Linked DNA regions of Mus musculus: all the other regions are linked to region 2. Evidence: chromatin loops called from intact Hi-C (ENCODE). Cell type or tissue: heart. All regions are shown on one strand. Links, peaks and the distances in the headings refer to the core of each region. The heading gives the core; the rest is flanking DNA.

Region 1 (5,371 bases), core at 151-5,150, 61 kb before region 2:
TACTTAATTAATCTTTTTTTTTCTTGTTTTTGAGATAGGGCCTCAATGTGTGACTCTGGCTATCCTGGAACTCACTATATAGATCAGGCTAACCCCAAACTTAAGGAGATCATCTTCCCTCTGCCTCCTGAGTGCTGTGAATTTATTCCTATGTTATGTGCATGTTTTACCTGCATGTATGTCTGTTGACTACATGCATGCAGTGCCCTCAAGGGCCAAAAGAGGGTGTCAGAACATATCATCTGGGGCTGCAGTCACAATTGCCTTGCAGATGCTTGGAACTGAACCTGGGTCCTCTGCAAGAGCAGCAAGTTCTCTTAACTCCTGAGCCATCTCTCCAGCCTGATTTTATTGTCTTGACATTATATTGTTCAAAGACTTTCCAAGAGACATGTTTTTCTTTCCCTCTTGTGTGTGTGTGCGCATGTGTGTGTGTGTATAATTACAAAGTGTTTCCTAGAGTGTACTGGGGAGGTCAACAGGCTGACAAGGTAAAACCAAATAGCACAAAGGTTGCAGCAAGGGAGTTATAACATGTTTTTCTGTAAATGGAGCTTATGGCTTGTTCAAGAGCATCCTAGAAAACTGCAGGCTTATATCTGCAAACAGAGTAAGAAATCATATACTCTTAGGCCATAAGCATGGCTCATTACTATTTTAATGTTCTTATTTGAAATAGCCCTATATAAAAGAAATGTTGCCGGGCATGGTGGCACATGCCTTTAATCCCAGCACTTGGGAGGCAGAGGCAGGCGGATTTCTGAGTTCGAGGGCAGCCTGGTCTACAGAGTGAGTTCCCAGGAGAGCCAGGACTACAGAGAAACCCTGTCTCGAAAAAAACAAAACAAAACAAAACCAACCAAACAAAAAAAGAAATGTTGTCTCTAATAGGCAACTTTCACAGAAAATTTTGTGTGTATGTATGTGTGTGGTCCTTGCTTTCTACCAGGTCTGAAGATGGGCCTCTCTTCTGTTGTTTGCAGCTGTGCATTAGACTAGCTGACCCATGATTCTAGGGAATATCCTGTCTCCACTCCCCATCTTTCCATAGGAGTGTTGGGATGTGCTAACACATCTGGTTTAACATGGGTTCTGGAGATTCATATTCAGACCCTCAGGCTTGCATTGCGAGTACTTTGTCCCTGAGCCATCTTCCCCAGTCCTCTGAACTAGAATCCCGATTCTCAGATGGTGAGACCTCAGTGAAATTTTGGAATAACACACCTTTTTCCTCAAATTTCCTGTCCCCATCTAAGAATCTAGTCATTTCAAGAAATTCCCTCACTCTATAATTTGGGGGATTTAGGGTTCACTGGCCCAAATTCATTCACATACAATTCAATGGTTTCCAAAATATGATTCACATTCACTGTTGTCCCAAGTACACTTTTAAAAGAAAACAAATAAACCATAACAAAAGTGTTGGTTGTGGGGGCTGTGTAGCCACGGGGACCGGAGCCTAGAAGCAGCACCCACATAGCAAGCCAGGAGTCCTGTGCAGGCCTGTAGTTACAGAGGCAAGTCCAGTGCGGACAGAAGGACCACTGTGGATAGCTTCCACTTGGTTGAGAAAACTCAGCCCCAAGTTCAGAGAGAGAGAGAGAGAGAGGGAGAGAGAGAGAGAGAGCTGGATGCCCTCATCTCCTGTGCATTTGCATAAGTGCTCACATTCACACACATGTGCATATATACTCACACACATAAATAATCTAAAGGAAATATGATCCTGAAGGAATTCTTTGTATACATTTCACACTACATGGACATCAGAAGTTAGCTCAACAATAGAACATTCAATAACATTAATTTTCTGTTTTCTCACCAACCGTCTTCTGGCCCGGAAAGCACAGTTAAGATCAATAAGCCCAGTCATGGTGGCTATACCTTTAATTCCAGTACTCAAGAGACAGAGGTAGGCAGATCTCTGAGTTTGAGGACACAGAGAGTTCCAGGACAGCCAGGGCCACATAAAGAAATCCTGTCTCTGAAAACCAAAAACCAAACCAACTAGCATAAAGTTGGATCCAGGCATAGTGGTGCAAGCCTTTCAACCCAACAACACTTGGGAGGCTGAGGCAGACCGATCTCTGTGAGTTTGCACCTACACAGTGCGTTCCAGGACAGCCAGAGCTACATAGCGAGATCGTGTCTCGGAAAGAAAAGAAAGAAAAACAAAGTTGGAGCTTAGAGAAAGACCAGATAAAATATGAAACTAAATCTTTATTATTTTTAAACGACGTTGTTTGTTTTTAGACAACATCTCTCTATGTAGCCCAGTTACGCCTGAAACTGTCTAATTAGTCTGGGCTGACTTGAAACACATGATCCTTCTGCCTCAGCCTCTCGGAGAACAGGGACTATTTTAAAAAGAGTATTTTTGATAAGTGCTTCACATCAAGTCTATGTAGCCCCGGAAAGGAGCAGAGGCTTGTGAACCAGATTTTCAACTTAACGTCTAAGACTGCATTGTAGGTAATTCTATTCTCACTTTACAGTTAAGGAAATTGAGTTACCGAAGGGTTATGTAACTTTTCCAAGCCACTGAATTAGCAAATAGCAAAGACAAGAGTCTCTCTTTGCCTTTCTTCCCTATCAGCTCCCCGGTAACCCCACACTCACTGACAGCTCTGCGACCGGCAGTTTCAGTTCGGTTCAAACTTCAGAAGACCAACCCTCTCACTACGCGCATGCTCACTTTCAATACTTTAAAAAAAAAAACTACTTAGAACAAATAAATGCGCTCGCTCCTTATGCGAAGAGCTCTGCTGAGGGCTTGTCTTTTTTCGACCCTCGTTTCCCTTCTTCTATTTAGGAAGGCTAATCACGCATGTTCAATTTCAATTTATCAACTTCAGATATGGTACGCATGCTCCGTGTCCGGCAAACGCCTTAGACAGAAACGCGCAAGCTGTACTTTCCCGGCTTGGCTTCGGACGGTGTTCTGCGCATGCTCCTGCCAGTACCTGGCCCCGGGAGCTAATGCTACGCATGTCCGCTGCCCACTGTATGGCTTCAGAAGACTTTGTACGCATGCGCCGGAGCTGAACTTGAGGAGCCAGTCTGGGGCCTAGGCGCAGACGCATTGAGCTTAAGCAGCCGGTGATGGCGGCAGCAGCCGTGGAGTCTGCGGCGGGTCCGGGCCCATGAGGCGACGACGGAGGCGGGACGGCTTTTACCTAGCGCCTGACTTCCGACACAGGGAAGCTGAGGACATGGCAGGAGTGTTTGACATAGACCTGGACCAGCCAGAAGATGCAGGCTCTGAGGATGAGCTGGAGGAGGGGGTGAGGCCCGGGGTCCCCGGGGTATGGGCGGCGGGGTGGGGGGGCAGCGGCGAGGTGACAGGGCCGGGGTGGCGGCGTGGGCCCGGGAAGCCTGGTGTGCCCGAGGGCGTGGAGACCCGGGGGGGACGCGAGCGGTCTCCGGGAGGAGCTGAGGCGCCGCGCGGCCGAGTCGGGGAGCGGGCGGGCGGGCGGACGGACCTGGCCCTAGGTGTGAGGCCTCTGCGGGGCGCGCAGGTGCAGGGCTCGCCCTGATCCCTAGCTGAGCGCTGCCCCGGAGCAATGTGTTTCTGGAGCGCCGAGGAGAAAAGGCGCGCGGTCGGCTTCTGGAGCTGTGGGGCTTGAGTGCGGCCCGGGTGGTGTGAGCGTGTGCTGGGGGTGGGGAGGGCCGATCTTGTTGGGGTGTCCCCCTTAGTGCAGGTGAGATGCGGAAGGGTTTCCCTGTGGAGTGTAAGATTGCAAGCCTTAAATCTTCAGACTCCCCACAACCACCTCTCTTCTCGGCCTGTCGCTTCTCTCCTAGGAAGCGCTCAGCTGTTAGAAGTGACAGCTGAAAACTTCTGTCGGGAGTAGCACTGCTGTGACAGCCACCAGGAGTTTTATTTCGGGAGCAAGGGGGCTCTGCTGCATCTTCCAGGGTTTGTTTGTTTGCCTTTTATTTTTAACCCCCCTTCCGTGTGACTTTTTAAAGGAAAAAAAAACCCCCATTCATAACGACACACGGCATTTGTAAGTTAATTCCCTTCAAGTTGAAGATGTCTATATTTTTTTTTCAGAATAATTTATGTAATTGTAGGGTGGGAAAAAAAGCGTTGACAGCTGTGATTTGTCTCGCCAAAAATAAATTGCTTGAACCGAGACTTGTGAATAGTGGTGTGAGGGTTTTCCTTGCTGAAGTTTAAATTTAGAGTCGCTTTTCTAGTGCACATCTTGGCTTTACCTTTGCTGTCCTAGTAGTTTGTTATTTATGTATACCATTTTTTCTACAGTAATACTTACTGAAACGTACATATTTTACACCAAGGGTTAAAAAAATACATCAAACTAAATAACCAATCTTGGACAAATGTCATCAGTAATAACCTCCTAGTGACTTTAAATGTCTTTAAGTCATCTGTAGAAGAATATGGGTTTATGGCTGATGTTAGATAGTTGCTGTATTTACATGGGGTCTCCTTCTCACCCCCAGTTTTCCTTTAGTGAATAAATTGTGCCCTTCTGGCAAACTATTGAAATGCTATGTATAAAGGACTTTGAACACTTTAGGAAATTAAGTGGGCCCACATAGATTATTCTTTTCATAATCAAGTGAGTCTCAGTTAGAATTTCAGAGTTCTAAATGTGGGTATTACACGCACTTTTTAATTTCATGTTTTCATGTGGAATTCCACTTAGCCTTTTAATCAGATGTGGTGAGTTCTAAATTTGAAGCACACACAGGATTACTTTAATTATAAATGTGATCCACTGTTCAGTTATATTGGTTCCATATGGCAGTGGTTTTGGAGTAGAGCCAGAGAGAAAACTGGTAAGGAGCACTTCTGTGAGTACTGTGATTAGTTGCTGGTGGAATTTTCAGTCTGGGTTTATCATCCTTGGAGAGTACAGTAGTGCATTACAGTTCTTGGTATGAACTGGATGGAGCCTTATTTCTTTTTCTCTCTCTCAGTGTGCTTCAGGAACAGTAGGTGCTTGAGTGTTGGCCTACTCTTGGGCTTTTGTTTTGCAGGAAGGATTCTGAAAGGATGTTGAGGAGGGGGACAGGAAAAGTGGATCAGAGGATGAAATGTGACCACAACCATAGGGGCAGGAATTTAGGAGGAAGAGCAGAAGTAATCCAAGAGGATTTTGAAGAAGATACTTTTAGAGTTGAAATGTTTCTCTTCAGTGTGTCCTTTTAAAAAACAAAAAACAAAACCCCCAAAACCTTGTGTCACTGTGTAGCCGGGTGGCGGTGGCTTCAAATTCAAATGTGATTTTGCATTTGCAAATTCCTCTGCATCAGGTTTTTGAGTGCCAAGAATATAGTGGTGTGTACTGCCAGACCTTGAGTATATTACTAAGAGATGTCCTAATGTCTCAAGGTGGAT
Region 2 (5,371 bases), core at 137-5,136:
AGCATCAATCAGCTTTTAAAATGATATTATACTACTCTGTATAATTAACTCATAAAGTACAAAGGTCCTTGCCAAACTAGATCACACAGTGTGGTCTAAGTCTCTTAACCCTCCTGTCTAGGTTTGTTTTGTTTCCTTTTTTTAGGAACCAAACAACTTAAGTAAGGTTAGTTGTTTGGTTCCTAAAAATTGCTTAGTTACGCATTAGGACAGGGAACTTAAGCCGGGTGTGGTAGCGCATGCCTTTAATCCCGGCACTTGGAAGGCAGAGGCAGAGGCAGAGGCAGGCGGATTTCTGAGTTCGAGGCCAGCCTGGTTTACAAAGTGAGTTCCAGGACAGCCAGGGCTACACAGAGAAACCCTGTCTCGAAAAACCAAAAAAAAAAAAAAGGACAGGGTACTTATTTAGAAAATAAAACAAAGCATGTGGTGGCCATCACAATGTATCCTGTTGTTTCCTACTCCTCTGGAAAGTAACTTATATTTCTCTCAAAGTTATCTCTAATTCTGTAGAGAGAAAGAGTTAATGATTTAGTTGCTTGTCATACTTACTCTTAGAAAAACCTGATTTACAATGCTTTTGTTTGCATACATAAAAGTTGTTAGCAGCCCAATTCCAAGAGAAATTCCTGTTAGAAAATAAGTTCTAGTTAATTGAAAGAAAAGAAAAAAAACCAACAAGATTATATATACTGATATAATTTTTAAAAGCTAGCAACCAAAATATGTTAAAATTATTAATAAAATGGGAAACTTAATTCAGCAGTTTTATTTCCTACCTGTTATATGCTGCATAACAAGTTTAATACCCAGAATTAAAATATAAGGAAGACTTTTTTGCAACCACTTGAAGAGATAGCGGAATTCTGAGAAGGAGCCACTTCCATGTTCCCCAGACTCTGTAGCAAAGTCATCAGGTGGTCTTGCTTCACTGTGGGAGTAACTCCGGAAACGACCATGCACACATCCATGGGCACAAGTACAGACGCCTGACCTGGGATTTCTAGAGCTTGGATTTTCAGAATATTCTTTTGGTCCGGAGTTTATTTGGATATGTACATCCCCAGGGTGAAGGGAACCTTCTGTTGATCTTGAATGACCACACGGGGAGGCTGCAGCATCTTCATGTGCAGTGCCCGGAGGATCATGCAGTTGGTTACAGCTGGCTTGCATGGCCCTTGAGTATTTTCTCTCTAAAATGTCTTTGCTTCAGGACTCTTTCTCCTTAAAAGTAAAATCAAAGAGCAGAAAGCATTCTAAGTTAATCACAAGCAGTGCATCGGTTCATTAGGTGTCCTTTGTTCACTAAAGGGGCAGTTGACAGTCACAGACAAGTTTCAGGTCCTTCAATCTTTGCAACTGTCAAAGCTCTGCTGCCCTGCCCCACTCCAACCTCGAAGTCCAACTTGGCAAACCAAGAGTTTTGAACCAGGGGCTACTTAAAGTACAAAGCACTGCAGATGTCTTGATTTTTCAAATGTGCCAAAAGACATCAGCAAAGAGTCAAAGGGGTGCCCAGCAGATACCACAGTGAATAGCAGCACTAATGCTGAATAAGTTGGCTCATGTACTCTGAGGCAGAGTCCACATCAGGAAGTTTGCTAAGGGTGGGTGAGATGGCTGGGTAAGTCAAGACCTTTAATTTGAGTTAAATCCCCTAAACTCATATGGTGGAAGCAATGAACTGACTCCCACAAGTCCTCTGACACACACACTAAATAAATACAATAGATTTTTTTTTACAGATTCATTAATGTTTAGAAGGAAAAAAATCAGTGCCTTAATTAAGCATCAACAAAGATAATAAACACTTCATTTTATGCTGAAACAGCTTCCACAAAGCTAATAAGGTTTTCAGTAATTAATGGTGCCACCGAGAATATTGCTTCTCCTTCCAAAAGAATGTTAGTCAAATGCCTTTGAAAGAGGACCCTTAGGGGGAGTCATCACGTAATTGCTAAGTGATGCTTTAGTCTAAATAAGGAGTTAGCCTCCCGAATAAAAATGCCACCATCGGCTTGGTTAGGGGTGTCAGAAGAGAGGCTGTGGGCAGGGCAAGATCCCTACGTGATCCAGTGTGGATCTCGGACCAGGGTGCCAGAATCGTGCTGTCGCCCGACGAAACGCAGAGCCCACCGCCGGGCCTCTCCCGTTTCCCCCGCGATGGAGCTAGCTGCGGCGGAGGCTGGCTGGCTGAAACCGTGCAGTTACTGTGTGACGTTTCGAAGAGGCTCGGAAGCCACAGCGGCTCTATCGCCTCACTCTCTGAAGAGCGACTTGGGACAGGACAGTTTGTGTCTCTGCTATTAAAAAAGAAACACAAAACCTGCCCTCCTTCATACATAAACAAGAAAAGGGGAAAGGGAGAAAGAAAAGTCAACGCCAACTCTTCCGGAATCCGCGAGGACAGAGTTCTCCACCCACGTCCGAGCTTCGGCTCTTCTCCCCGGAAACCCTCCGCCTCACCCCCTTCCCCAGGCCTGACCTCTCATGACCAGGAGCGGGCGGCCTCGGCAGCCACAATACCAACAGCCCGACACGCGGCCGCAAGCCCTTCTCGCCAAGCCTTCAGCCTCGGACGCCACCAGCAGCGCTCGGCCTGGCCCCGCGGCGGCGCGCGCGCTCCCTAGACGTCGTCACGCGCGGCCCGCCTTCGCCGGGCCACGCCCTCGCCCAGTGGAAGAAGGAGCCTCTAGGCCCCGCCCCGCGCTCATCCCGGCCCCGCCCTTCCCAGCAGAGAAGGGAACCTTTAGGCCCTGTCCCGAGTCCCTAGCCCCGCCTTCACTGGGAGGAGGAGGAGGAGGGCGCATCTAGGCCCCGCCCTGAACATCGTAGACCCGCCCTGTCGCCCTGTGGCCCTGTTGGTGATGTTATACGAGTGGCGTAGTGGCGGACGTGTGTGCTAATTAAGTCTGCGTGGCTGTCACGTCTTGCGTGTATTAGTGATCAGTCACACGCTTCGGAGTCCTTCAGTACTTGAGGTTGAAAATGGGTAGGTCCAGGAACCTGCTCGGCAGCGGGCTGCGTACCGGGAGCCGCGATCTGGCTTCCGGCTGCGTGTTGCTAGCTACGCCAGACCCGCTGGGCTGCCTGGGCAGAGAGGTTGTGTGACCTGGATTCGGGTTCCAAGCCTGAAGTTGAACAGTGTGCCCTAGTTCGTGCCAGAACCGGGTGCCAGAACTGGATATCAGACGCGCCAGGAAGTTTGTGAGGCCCTGGAAGTAGATTTAGAAAACCCCGTGTTGGCGAGCAGGGAACTCGACTTCTAAAATAAAGGCTACTAAAGGGGAAAAAAGATACTACAAGGAAAAAAAAAAAAAACACAGTTCTGGAAAATCTAGGACATCATATGTATAACAGGATTCCTATGATTCTTGAAATTAAGTATTTCATCGGAGGCTGACGTGACTAGGCAAAAGTCTGGCGTTTTGCACACACTTGGCTTTTTGCAGAGACACTTCTGAGTTACGTGTCCAGTAATTTTGTCTTTCTACCTGACTTAAACCTTTCAAATACCTTGTCAAAATCTCCTTAGCCATGAAATTTTGTCTTCCTTTCATAGTAGTATAACTGAATCTACTGGTTTTAGCCTCAGCCCTTCATTCATCTTGAGACTATTCTTAAATTTCTCTCAAGTCAAAAAGCACTTTAAAAAATCCCAATGCTCTTTTGGATCTGCTTCTCTCTGTGACCAGCACATTAGCACTCTCTTTTTTTAAGACTTGGTCCCAAGTAGAACAGGCCTATTTGTGCCTGTGCGTGATGGTGACAGGTAGTGCCTGAACTGGTACGACAGAGGACACTTTTGGGAAATTTTCTCTCCTACCTTTATTTGGGTTCCAGGGAGCCAACTGAGACTGCAAATTTTGTGCACAGCAGAGATCCTATGTGAGTAGTTTTATTTTAAACTAAAATGAACGTATGATAAGCATTAGTGGCTCATGATTGTAATCCTAGAATTTTGAAGACTAAGACAGAAAGATGCTGTGAGTTCCAGGCCAATCTATGATACAGAGTAAAACTCTTTTTTTTTTTTTTTAAAGATTTATTTATTTATTATATGTAAGTACACTGTAGCTGTCTTCAGACACTCCAGAAGAGGGCATCAGATCTTGTTACAGATGGTTGTGAGCCACCACGTGGTTGCTGGGATTTGAACTCTGGACCTTCGGAAGAGCAGTCGGGTGCTCTTACCCACTGAGCCATCTCACCAGCCCCAGAGTAAAACTCTAAATCTCAAAAAATAACATAAATGCAAATTTAGGCAGCAGGAAAATCATGAAATGTCACATAATCACGCCCCAACGACAGCAGAACAACAGTTTGTAAACTTAATATACCTAATGTTCAAATTCCCATTTTATTTTTTTATGTATTTATTTTAGATTCATTTAGTATGTATACAACGTTCTCCCTGTATATATGCCTGCACACCAGAAGAAGGCACCAGATCTCATTACAGATGGTTGTGAGCCACCACATGGTTGCTGGGAATTGAACTCAGGACTTCTGGAAGAGCAGCCAGTGCTGTTAACCTCTGAGCCATCTCTCCAGCCCCAAATTCCCATTTTAACAATATAACACACTGAAGGCATATCAGTACATACTGGAAATTTATTAGTACATTTTATTCAAATACCTTGACTAAACAGTCACAGATTTGAAAGAGAGCACTTGAGATGAGCTTTGATTTCTGGGATAAGATTTCTTTTCACTCGAATCCGGAATATTAGAAACGGCGTTTTCATTCTAATTAGTTAGTTAAGAAAGCAAGGCTCGTGCCAGGCAAGATGTGCCTGCTGGTACAGCAGTGGCACAGAACAAGGGGAACCAACCACAGGAGGGAATTCAGATCAAGTACTGTCAACCTGGTCATGGCTCAGGAGGTCACAGGCCCTAAGGAGGAACCTACTGCTGTTCTAATAAGGGACATGTCAAACTGCCTTCTGAATATGCTTATATCCATAGACTAGTACTGCCCTCCGTTTGGGCCAAAGACACTGCAGTATCCAGCAGTTAATGCTGAGAGTGTTGAGCGCTTCTTGGTCAGGGCCATCTGTTTCAATCCTCCCTCCCTACCAGGCTAAGAAACATCTGGGAAGGAGGGTGGAGAGAGGTAAGAGCAGGAGGGAGGGGAGGGGTGCTGTGAGATTCTGTTTCAGGGACAAGGCATGGTTGTTGAACCCATGAACTTACGAAGCTCCGATCAGATCAAGATCAAGTTAACAGGATTAGTTAGCATTCTAGTAGGCATCACTGATTGGACTCAGTGGGTTACTGACAAAAACAAAAGACTAGAAGACATGAGAAGGGAAGGGAGATGTGCTGGAGGTGCCCGGGAAGACGGGGAGGAGAAGGAGGGGACCTCTGG
Region 3 (5,371 bases), core at 197-5,196, 280 kb after region 2:
TATTCATCCTCTAACTTCCTGGTCAATACCTGGATGGGCTCTCTTTGATGGCCCTTGACTTGTGGTCCCCCAGGGAGGAAATGGATCTGTGCCCCATCTTGGTGAGGAGATCTCTCCCCAACATGGGGTAGGGGCATTCAGGAATAACAATGAATAAGTGGGATACCGGGCCCATGCCAAGATCCACTGTTCCTTGGGTAGTCCATGAGTATTTGTTTCTTGTAGCCCCCTGGGCCCAAGACTTCTTATTAGAAATTGGTCCATCAGTTTGTAATAGGACTAAGTGTTAGGCCCCTGTGTCCACAAGAAACTGGGTGGGTTTCTCCTCCACTTTAAGGATTACCCTGGGTTCGGGGAGGGGGTCCGAACCCCGTCTCCCCAACCACTGTCCTCTTGTATGGCCAGCACCTTGGGGCCTATTTGCCTCTTTTCGGAGGTGTAGAGTCCCCTCTTCTTCTTCTTGGGACAGTCTCGCCCAATGACTTCTTTGTTTCTTTGTTTGTTTCTTTGTTTGTTTCTTTGTTTGTTTCTTTCTTTCTTTCTTTCTTTTTGGTTTTTTCGAGACAGGGTTTCTCTGTGTAGTCCTGGCTGTCCTGGAACTCACTTTGTAGACCAGGCTGGCCTGGAACTCAGAAATCTGCCTGCCTCTGCCTCCCGAGTGCTGGGATTAAAGGTGGGTGCCACCACGCCTGGCTGATCTTTTTCTTTACAGTAGGCATACTGATCCTTAGCCAGGGGCTCTCTTCTGTTGGCAGGTACTATCTTACTAGGTTTTCAATTTTCTCTGACTACAGTGGCCAAGATCCTCTGGAGGTTCCTTTCCTGTTTCTTCTCTCCTTTGAGTTCTCTAGCTTCCTGTTCCTTCTGCCTTCTCTCCTCCTTCTTTTCTTCTGACTCTTGGTTATGATAAGCCTTCTCAGCTACTTGCACTAGTTCCTTTAGAGACTTGTCTTACAATCCCTCAAGTTTCTGCAACTTCTTCCTAATATCTCTGCTAGATTGGTCAATAAAGGCAACAGTAACTGTTGCCTTATGCTCTTCACTGCTAGGATCATAGTGGGTAAACTGGCGAAAGGCCTCCATGAGTCTCTCTAGGAAGGCAGAGGGAGACTCATTCAGCCCCTGTACCACTTCCCTTACCTTAGTCAAATTGGTGGGGCAGTGTGCTGACCCTTTGAGACCTGCCATCAGAGCCTGGCGGTGGACCTTCAGGTGCTCCCTACCTTTAGGGGTGTTGAAGTCCCAGTTCGGTCTGGTCAATGGGAAGCCTGCATCAATATTCCCTGGCAGGAGGGAAGGGCGCCCACCTGACCCCGGGACATGTATCCTAGCCTCAAGGATTCGCTGCTTTTCCTCTGTGGTAAAGAGAACCTGAAGCAGTTGCTGACTATCTTCCCATGTGGGCTGATGGGAGAAGTGATTCAATTAAGTTAATTAGACCTTGTGGATTCTCAGAAAATGAGGGGTTATGAGTTTTCCAGTTATATAAGTCATTGGAGGAAAACGGCCAATACTGAAAGGCTGATGACCTTGTTCATCCGGGGACCATAGGCCGGGAGGGGCAGAATATGGGCACCCTCAGGAGTTGCCTCCACTGTCTCTGAGTCTCCTGAGCAGGTCCCTCTGACCTGGGGAGGGAGGAGGATGGCGAGTCCCCCTGATTCTCCAGGCGGAATGGGCGGGGCCAAAGGCCCTGCAGCTTGAGCTGCATGAGGAGAGAGAGAGAGAGAGAGAGAGAGAGAGAGAGAGAGAGAGAGAGAGAGAGAGAGGATAAAGGGGAGGGAGATAAAGAAGAAGATCAGTATCCGTGGTGGGGAGAACATCTTTCTTGGGCCTATCCTGAAGGGCGAAGATTGGCACAGCCATTGGTCCTGAAGAGGAACCGGGCGAACACAAGGAGGGGGATCGGTGACTAAATCTTCCCACACTATGATATATGGGACCTGATTAGGGTGGCTCTTCGAGCCAGCACCAAAAATGCACCTCTTGACGGACAATATAAGAGGCAGTGAGAAAGAACCCTCAGGAGGCCATCCAATCTGAAAGGTGGGCCACTCTGACGAGCAAAAAGTAAACCATTTATTTTTCTTCACATTTACTGAGAGATTGTGAGCTCTAGTCTTAACCTCCCTCCAATGTTCTAGAGTAAAACTCGGAGGGGTGGAAGGTCAGTGTCCCATTCTGTCCAAAAATAACGTCAGTCCCAGTCCACACACAAAAAGAAAAACAGAAAGTAAAATACCAACGCGCCCCTGCCACGAGCGCCACAGAAGATACACTGAATAACTTGGTAGTGGTCTCTTTGCCACTGACCCCCAGATGAAGTCGAGCCCTCCCGGATCTCGCGGATCGGATCCGACTTCCCACTCTGAGAGTCTGGAGCGTCCTCCAGGACTCTTCGTTACCGCAGCGTTAAGGTCGCTTCTGGCAACCCCCGGCAGACAACTCCTTTGCAAACCGAAACCAAACTGACTTGCAGCCGACTCAAAATAGAGGGAACAGACGGAATAGACGCGCGGAATAGACGCACGCCAAGGGCGGACACAAAGAGACACAGCCGCGGTACCTGCTCGAACAATCCTCCGGTCTCCTGTCACTGGACCCGCCAGCAGGACGATTCCCGGTCAATGCACCAAATGTAAGACCCGTCTAACGCCCATTTTGTGCTTCTTAAAGTCTCACAGTACAAGAATTTTTTTTTTTCCTTCAAGCAAATGTGCGGAACTTGTCCCAGTCTTTTTCGCGGGGTGGGGTTTGGGGGAGGGGCGGTGCTCGTCTTCCGGTCCCGCCAAGTACTCGAGGGTTGATTTTACTTCGCGGGCTCCCATTGGGCGGTATAGCGTTGGCCTCGTACGATGATTGGCTGTTTCCTTTTCCGGTCTGGCTGTGTGATTGGCTGACTGGGAACCGAGGGGCGGGAGGCGCGAATTCATCTGTGTGGCGCTGCGGAGTGCAGCCTGGAGAGGGAGGAGTGGCTGTACCTTGGTACCTGGCAGCGTCGGAACAGCCGGTGAGGGAGGACTTTCGTACTCGCGAGCTTTCCTTGTAGGTCGGCTCCGCGTTGCCTTCTGTCAAACGTCAGCCGTTCCTTTTCTCTGGGAGCGGGAGCCAGCCGTGGGCAAATGGAAAGGAGGGCGCGGGGAGGGGACGGGCTCCTGCAGGCTGGCGCCGGCGGGCTCTCGGGCTCTATGGTGTGGCTCCCCGTGGACATGTGAGAACTAGGAGCTTGGGGAAGGAAAGCTGAGGGCCAGGGAGCCTGTCCTTACATTCTGTGAACGCAGGCTGGAGGTAGCCCCAGCTTCCGCGGTACTTCTGGAAGGGCTACAGATTTGTTAACCCGCCCCCCCCCCCCCCTTCTCTTAAAGAGACAGGGTCTCACCCTCCAGCTCTGGCTGGGCTGGAACTCGGAGTGCAGACCTGGCTGCCCTCGATCGATCGTACAGAGATCCACCAGAGATTGTTGGGGGCCAGAAGAATTGCGCCACCACATCCGGAAGTGTGATTGTCTGATGAGTTTTGAGAGGAATGTTGCCACAGCTTCAGGCATAGATTGCCATCTCGATTAATTTTAGTAACACAATATTGAGTTTTTGCTTCAGAATAAGCTGTTAGAGTCCATTAAACCTCAGAGGTTTACAGATAAAAATCAGTGATTGGATACTTTTTCTAACAATATCTTTTATTTATTCTTTGATAGTTTATGCATATATACAAAGTATCTTGACCTATCCCCAGTACATCCTTCACACTGCTTCGGGACCCCTTCACACGCCCCTCCCACCCAATGAGTCCAATTAGTACTGCCTGATGGGATGTTGACAGGTCTCCTTGGCTTGATTTTATGCAGGTCTTGTCTGACAGAACAATATTTAGAAATGAAAAATAACTTAAGAGTGGTGGGTTTTTTGGAGCACAGAAGCTGTGGTTAAAGTTATTGACTTCATGACCTGTTGTACCTTCTGTCTTAACCATCTCCATTCACAGACTGAGTTTACCAGATTTTCTCACCACTGTCGAAATTCTTCAGTCAATAAAAGTGTCTGGGAGGTTAGGTGATGCAAACAGTGGGATTTAAATCTATTTTGTTTCAATTATAATCTCCTGATTTCAGAATTACTGAGCTGACTCAGCAGGTAAAGGACTCAACCGAGCTAGCAGTGTTTAATTCCTGAGACCCACATGGTGAGAGGAGGGAACCTATTCTGTCTCCAGAACACTGTCTTCTCACTTCCACACACGTGTCATGCCATGCGGGTTCTCCTCCCCCAGTAAACTAAAAGATGATTTAAAAAAAATTAAGTGAATTTCTGTGGAAAGATACTTTCTCCCTTACAACAATTTTTAAAGTTAGATATTATTGCAGAAAAGAATTTTAGACTTACAGGTGAAAAATGTTAAGTCATAGATACAACCTGTGCTTCCTGCCCATTCATCTGCCTTTTCCTTCTAACTGGGAGAGTGTGAAAAGGGCAAACAGGAATGTACAGAATAAGAGGAAACAGTGAGGCTATGGAATAGCAGAGCTGCTTCAGAAATCTGTTGTATCTATAAGTTGAATATATGTAATCAAACTTGTTATAGGAGCTTGTGTTTCATCTGCCATGTACAGTATGTTTTTACATTATTTAACTTTTACAGCAGTCTTATAAGGCTTGTTTCTGTTAGGACTCCTATTCTGTACCTGAGGACATGGAGTTCTAGAAAAGTGACTTGCCTTACATCATAACTAATACATCATGGAGTGCCAGTCTAGACTGGTCAGACTCTAGTACGTATGTGCTCTTGACCCTGAGATTTATTTATAAGGATAAGATTTTTTTTTATTTCTATTACTTTTATATATGTGCTTATTAATTCCAGTTTTTATTATCAGACTTCAGCTCTATTGCTAGGTGTCTGGTTTTCTTTGAATGACATTATTTCGATATGTAAACTGTAATCCTTTTTATATTTGTGAGTGTATGTGTGGATGGCTATGCCAGGTAAATGCAGGTTATTGCAGAAGCCAGATAAGGTTGTGGGAGTCCTTGGAGCTGGAGTTACAGGCATTTGTAAGGTGCCTGATGTGGGCTCTGGGAATCCATCTCGCCAACCCTTCTACTGATTTTATTGTTTCTGTTGTAGTGAAGCACCTAAAGTAGAGAAGAAGGCAGAATGTCCTCAGTGTTGTCTGACTACACCATCGGTGGGGTGAAGATCCACTTTCCCTGTAGAGCGTATCCAGCACAGCTTGCGATGATGAATTCTGTAAGTCTTTTACAGCAGCTGAGTCTTTACCAAGAGGCTGTGGCTTGTGATTCCAAGTATACATTGAATTTGTGACTATTCACAGGTATAAAATGATGGCTAGGATTTGTTGGATTCATCTGGA

What was found. A loop is a pair of places that touch in the nucleus more often than their neighbours do. Peaks named below come from ENCODE experiments on the same cell type or tissue, not always from the same donor. Only the 100,000 strongest peaks of a DNase experiment are listed, where the experiment ranks them.
Region 1: it touches region 2 in a loop (9-fold over the local background); 1 of 42 quality-filtered maps calls a loop at or near these places.
Region 3: it touches region 2 in a loop (4-fold over the local background); 1 of 42 quality-filtered maps calls a loop at or near these places.

The regions. Positions count from the first base shown.
Region 1 is chr11:86,542,479-86,547,849 of GRCm38, reverse strand. It overlaps Rps6kb1 (ribosomal protein S6 kinase, polypeptide 1), which reads left to right and starts at 3,043. Exons shown (of 15, transcript NM_001114334.2): 1 at 3,043-3,284. The coding sequence starts at 3,144. Tubd1 (tubulin, delta 1) reads right to left here and starts at 2,859. Exons shown (of 9, transcript NM_019756.3): 1 at 2,620-2,859. In heart, for the core only: a CTCF peak has its summit at 193 (motif pointing right); a DNase peak (open chromatin) is centred at 3,009; H3K4me3 peaks cover 3,230 bases; H3K27ac peaks cover 1,910 bases.
Region 2 is chr11:86,481,914-86,487,284 of GRCm38, reverse strand. Rnft1 (ring finger protein, transmembrane 1) reads right to left here and starts at 2,628. Exons shown (of 9, transcript NM_029788.5): 1 at 2,486-2,628; 2 at 780-1,224; 3 at 553-629. The coding sequence starts at 1,173. In heart, for the core only: CTCF peaks have their summits at 2,577 and 3,238; DNase peaks (open chromatin) are centred at 2,164 and 2,814; H3K4me3 peaks cover 2,398 bases; H3K27ac peaks cover 2,201 bases.
Region 3 is chr11:86,198,748-86,204,118 of GRCm38, reverse strand. Brip1 (BRCA1 interacting protein C-terminal helicase 1) reads left to right here and starts at 2,926. Exons shown (of 20, transcript NM_178309.2): 1 at 2,926-3,010; 2 at 5,125-5,247. The coding sequence starts at 5,155. It overlaps Brip1os (BRCA1 interacting protein C-terminal helicase 1, opposite strand), which reads right to left and starts at 2,759. Exons shown (of 7, transcript NR_130959.1): 1 at 2,567-2,759. In heart, for the core only: a CTCF peak has its summit at 2,942; DNase peaks (open chromatin) are centred at 1,638 and 2,838; H3K4me3 peaks cover 3,246 bases; H3K27ac peaks cover 2,245 bases.